2 separate regions of the Homo sapiens genome follow, and region 2 is linked to region 1. Evidence: read pairs that join two places in POLR2A ChIA-PET (ENCODE). Cell type or tissue: Panc1. All regions are shown on one strand. Each heading gives the region's core, and the rest is flanking DNA. Links, peaks and the distances in the headings are about the cores only.

The links. ChIA-PET counts read pairs that join two places held together with the same protein. Peaks named below come from ENCODE experiments on the same cell type or tissue, not always from the same donor. Only the 100,000 strongest peaks of a DNase experiment are listed, where the experiment ranks them.
Region 2: POLR2A ChIA-PET joins it to region 1 with 6 read pairs; 2 of 35 experiments call an interaction of 5 or more read pairs at or near these places.

What each region holds. Positions count from the first base shown.
Region 1 is chr6:10,739,596-10,742,507 of GRCh38, forward strand. No RefSeq gene overlaps it. Among named protein-coding and RNA genes, the nearest start is that of TMEM14B-DT, 6.5 kb to the right of the region's middle. In Panc1, for the core only: no CTCF peak of the experiment used is centred there; no DNase peak of the experiment used is centred there; H3K27ac peaks cover 1,020 bases.
Region 2 is chr6:11,565,192-11,568,103 of GRCh38, forward strand. TMEM170B (transmembrane protein 170B) reads left to right here. Exons shown (of 3, transcript NM_001100829.3): 2 at 475-645. Among named protein-coding and RNA genes, the nearest start is that of TMEM170B, 29 kb to the left of the region's middle. In Panc1, for the core only: no CTCF peak of the experiment used is centred there; no DNase peak of the experiment used is centred there.

The DNA.
Region 1 (2,912 bases), core at 200-2,699:
CTGGGCGACAGAGCGAGACTCCGTCTCAAAAATAAAAAATAAAAATAAAAATAAAAAGAGTCTCTATTTGTCTCCCAGTTTGGAGTGCAGCGGTGTGATCTCGGCACACTGCAACCTCCGCCTCCTGGGTTCAAGCGATTTTCGTGCCTCAGCCTCCCGAGTAACCGGAATTACAGGCGCACACCACCACGCCTAATTTTTGTATTTTTAGTAAAGACGAGGTTTCACCATGTTTACCAGGCTCGTTTCGAACCGACCTCAAGTGATCCGCCTGCCTCGCCGTCCCAAAGTGCTGGGATTACAGGCGTGAGCTCCGGCCTCTGGCTCTTATTTAAACCTTTTGTTTTAACTGATTTTCTCTGACACTGCTATGGGAAGGGAAGAAGGATGCTACTGCCAGATGGAAGTAGGTGACTTTTGGTGACACATGAGGTTCTCTGCTTGACCTCCAGTGACACCCAAAGAGTGGGGGCTTATTAGTGACAGGTGGTCTGGGAGCTGTGGCTTTCCTTGTGGTCTCTATTGGCTCCACATTGGGGAGGGGACTTGATACCAGCCACTGGGAATGAAACAACCAGCTCCCTACTTACTGTCCTGTGAGCATGGGTCAGAGTGGGGCTTCAGTTTGATGTGTGGTTTGGCTGCAGCAGAGTGGTCACTGCCTGAAAGTTTTGCTAGGCTGCTCCTTGTGTGGTCCTTTGGCTAGAAAGAGCAGGATTTTTGTTCATGCACTTTTTTATTATTATTATTTGGTCCATGCCTGTCCATTCTGCTAGGTTTTCTTTTTTTCTTTTTTTTTTTCCTTTGAGACTGAGTTTAGCTTTTGTTGTGCAGTGGTGTGATCTCAGCTTACTGCAACCTCTGCCTCCCGGGTTCAAGTGATTCTCTTGCCTCAGCCTCCTGAATAGCTGGGATTACAGGCTCCCACCACCACGCCCAGCTATTTTTTGTATTTTTAGTAGAGACGGGGTTTCACCATGTTGGCCAGGGTGGTCTTGAACTCCTGACCTCAGGTGATCCACCCGCCTCAGCCTCCCAAAGTGCTGGGATTACAGGCAGGAGCCACCACGCCTGGCTGGCCATTCTGCTAGGTTTTCACCTTTTTTTTTTTTTTTTTTTAGGCTTTGTCTCGCTGTGTCGCCCAGGCTGGAGTGCAGTGGCATGATATCGGCTCACTGCAACCTCTGCCTCCCGAGTTCAAGCCATTCTCCTGCCTCAGCCTCCCAAGTAGCTGGGATTACAGGCATGAGCCACCATGCCCGGTTGGTTTTCACATTTAAGTCTGGGATATATAAGGGAAACAATTTTAGGGAACTTACCATGGCATTCCTGAGTCCCAAGATCCCTGACTGGTCAGACTTTTCTCCACCTTTCAGAGCCTTCTTATGTGTCATCTATATATGATGTCCAGGGTTTTTAGTTGCACTTAGTGAGAGAGGAAAGTACGTCTACTCTATCATCCCAGAAAAGCAAGTTTCTGAATATGATTTTTAGATGGAATAAAAATGGATACAAATGTAATTCCTCTTATGCCATTCTCCCTAGAATCAATGTAGGATCACCTTATGATAATGAAGTTACTTGAGGCTGGGTGCGGTGGCTCACACCTATAATCCCAGCACTTTGGGGGGCAGAGGGAGGTGGATCACCTGAGGTCAGGAATTCAAGACCAGCCTGGTCAACACGGTGAAACCCGGTGTCTACTAAAGATAAAAAAATGAGCCGGGTGTGGTTGCTGGCGCCTGTAATCCCAGCTGCTTGGGAGGCTGAGGCAGGAGAATTACTTGAACCCGGGAGGCAGAGGTTGCAGTGGGCCGAGATGATGCCACTGCACTCCAGCCTGGGCAAGAGTGAGACTCTGTCTCAAAAAAAAAAAAAAAAAAAGCGACTTGATGAAGCTTCCATGTTATTTAATTCTACTCAGTTCCTAGGGAATGCATATTACAGCAAAGTTGAGTATAATGCAGATATTCCTGAGAGGTGAAGCCGACTGGGCTTCTGGGTCGGGTGGGGACTTGGAGAACTTTTCTGTCTAGCTAAAGGATTATAAACACACTAATCAGCACTCTGTGTTTAGCTAAAGGTTTGCAAACGCACCAGTCAGCACTCTGTGTCTAGCTAATCAGGTGGGGACTTGGAGAACTTTTGTGTCTACCTAAAGGATTGTAAACGCACCAATCAGCACTCTGTAAAACGGACCAATCAGCACTCTGTAAAATGGACCAATCAGCAGGATGTGGGTGGGGCCAAATAAGGGGCCAAAAGCAGGCCACCCGAGCCAGCAGTGGCAACTCTCCTATCAGTCCTGTTCCATGCTGTTGCAGTTTTCTTCCTTTGCACTTTGCAATAAATCTTACTGCTGTTACTGCTGGTTACTGTTTGGGTCCTCACTGCCTTTATGAGCTGTAACACTCACTGTAAAAGTCTGCAGGTTCACTCCTGACACTAGCGTAAATGACAAGCCCATTGGGAGGAACGAACAACTCTGGAGGTGCCATCTTTAAGAGCTGTAACACTCATTGCAAAGGTCTGCAGCTTCACTCCTGAAGCCAGCAAGACCATGAGCCCACAGGGAGGAATGAACAACTGTGGACGTTCCGCCTTTATGAGCTATATAACACTGACTGCGAAAGTCTGCAGCTTCACTTCTGAAGCCAGCGGGACCATGAACCCACAGGGGAGGAATGAACAGCTCTGGATGCACCACCTTTAAGAGCTGTTAACAGTCAACGGCGAAGGTCTGTGGCTTCACTCCTGAGGCCTGTGCAGGTCACTGAACCCAGCGGAAAGAAGAAATTCCAGACACATCCAAACAGCTGAAGGAACAGACTGTGGACACACTATTTTTAAGAACTGTAAACACCGTGAGGGTCCGTGGCTTCATTCCTGAAGTCAGCGAGACCAAGAACCCA
Region 2 (2,912 bases), core at 300-2,799, 830 kb after region 1:
GAGAAAATGACTGAAATTCTTAAAGATAAAAGGTAAAAATCATTGACTGATTTCTGGAATGATTTGAATTAGAATTACAAGGTAGTTAAAAACATTCTTAACACTGCTATTTAGGGTAGAAAATAAAAAATTCTATTTCAAACAGTAATTTTATAATTCTAAGAAGTTTACAAATATATCAGGGGTTTAATATAAAATTGATGGATGATAGCTATGTAATAGGGGCATTTAGAAGAAATTAGAGTATAGTGTTAACCTTTTGAAGCCATGGAAGGAATTATTTCCCCATCAGGCATCAGCGATGATGATAAAACTTATAATGTATTCAGTGCTACTTGTGTCAGGCACTGTGTGAAGCATTTTTCTATGTATTATGTCATTTAACCTCCCAAACCATAGGTGCTCACTGTTTGTTAAATTGAATTTTCTAAGTTGTGTTTCAACAGATGATTAATACTTTGCTTTTCCTTTCAGAGATGTGGTACTGGATCTTCCTCTGGGCTCTCTTCTCTTCTCTGTTTGTCCATGGTGCTGCAGGAGTGTTGATGTTTGTGATGCTGCAGAGGCATAGGCAGGGAAGAGTCATCTCTGTCATTGCAGTCAGCATTGGATTTCTGGCTTCTGTAACTGGAGCGATGATTACCAGTAAGTTGATTTTCTTTTGTCTGAGGATGTAAGTTTGTATACACTTACCATTTTGGTAGCTGTGTTCTTATTATACATGTAACATTAGTGAGATCTTTTATGTAGATTATTTTTCAACACTTAACACACTCCATCTAGAAGATAAAGATGAGCTGATTTATTCATTGAACAGACAAGTCGTTGTAATTCTGCTGTGTGAAGAGTCCTTTTACAAGGTTTTGAGGGAAATAGAAAAATTCATAAAAATTGGCAAGAGGCAAGGCAGGTCAATGGGAAAATTCACAGTGATTATAGTTTCTGCTTTCAAGTTGCTCATTTTCTAGGAAAAAACAAAGGCATAAAAATATGTCAGTGATAATTATCATAAGCAAAAGTATAGCCCTGAGGTCCTTAATGTCATCTGCCTGTGACTACAAAATAAAATTGCACTTTCTTCTTATATACACATTATTATGGCCTACTAGAAATGAGCTGTGCTAGAGTGTCTTCTAGTGCTTTGCAGGTTTCCTGCTGTGCTGCCTCATGAGCTTTTTTCAGACAAGTTTTCAGGTTCATTCCCTCTGGACTTCTCTGTTTAACACTGTACTTAGGCCCAAACTCCAGCCTTGACTTCAAAGAATTAGTTTATGGTTTTGTTATCAGCAGAAGGTATCCAAGTTACCAGCAGCAAATCCATACAGGTCTGCAGCAGCCTCAGTTCTTACCTCCTCAGAAGAAATAATTCGACTGAGGGGTGTAAGACAGAAAAAGACACCAAGGCAAGCTTCAGAGCAGGAGTGGAATTTAAAAGCTTTAGAGCAGGAAAGAAAGGAAAGTACACTTGGAAGAGACACAAATGGGCACTTTGGAGGTCAAGTGCCCCATTTAACCTTGGTGCTATGACTTGCTGGCCCATTTCCAGTGTCTTGCACCCCTTTTCCTTCATTCTTCCTTTAGGGTGAGCCACCCGCATGCGCGGTGTCCTCTTTACACTTGGGAGGCGAGCATGCGCAGTGTGTTTAAGAAGTTGTATTCATGCTCATCTGAGGCTTTCTTCCGTTTTCCGGTGGAATGCCCCCAAAGGTCATACTCCACCATTTTGTTTTAATGCACATGCTTGAGCCCACTTACGCATTTCCTGAGATTTTATTGGAAGCTACTGGTTACCAATTTCAAGTGTTTTTATCCATTGGGAAATTGCCTCTCCCTGGTGCCTGTGACCAATTATCATTTTAGTGTGACAACTGCCGGACCATCACCTGATGGTCACCTGACATTCCTGGTGGGTGGGGGCAGCCCTCTCCTGCCCCACTCCTGACAACCTACCTATTGTAACAATTTCTGCAGCCACTGGTTGAGCAGAGCTTAGGTGTGTACCCTGTTGAGACTGGAGCGTGCCACATCTACTTGCTTAGTGTGGTTGTGCCAGGAACCGGGTGCCTCTCTGAGCTGCTGTTGATTCTGTGACTGCCAATGCAGAGTACATGTGTCTGTTGCCCTTCACGTCTGGCCTATTCCCATATGTCAGGGGCAGCTCACTGCTACCACTGGATCTGTTTTGGGACTCTCTGACAGTTTCTTCTTCCTTTCTAGTTGATTCTTGCCTCAGAGATAAGAAGGCAACCTTGTCTTTATGATGCAAGGGATTCCCTTCTTTACCCTTTCCAGAGTGATTGACATCCTTTGTCTTGAGAGGAAAGCCCTACTCCCATGTTCCTGGGTATGTCCTATGGCACTAATAAGACAACCATAAAATACTTGTGGGAAATGGGGAGGAGTCTGTTTTCTTATCCTTCAATTGCTATTTTTTGTTATCTTGTGTTAAGTTTTTATAGTTGCTTTTGTTGTTTCTGCATTCAACCTATAATTTGATGATATGGATGGTACCTCATATGCTTTGTCATAGACGGGGTTTTAAACAGGTACTCAGGTTTAGCTAAAGCACATGGTCTGCTTAATAGGAGTAGTACCAGATTCAGTAGGAAAGATAGAACCGAGCCAGATTCCAGAGGGCCTTGGAAAGCTATCTGGGAAGTTTGGGCTTTATTCTGCCGGCCATGGAAAACAAATGGATATTTTTGAATGCAGTTGGCAAGGGACAAGCAGTTCAGTGGGAAATTTTGTTTTATAGTTGAATATAGAATTAATGTAAAGAAGCAAGAGAAAACCCTGAAAGAGCAGAGACCTGGTCTGTCTTCATCACTGCTCGATCCCCAAAAATAAAACAGTACCTAGAACATAATGGATATGCAAAACATATAGGTTTGATGGATAGGAGTGAGAGAGGA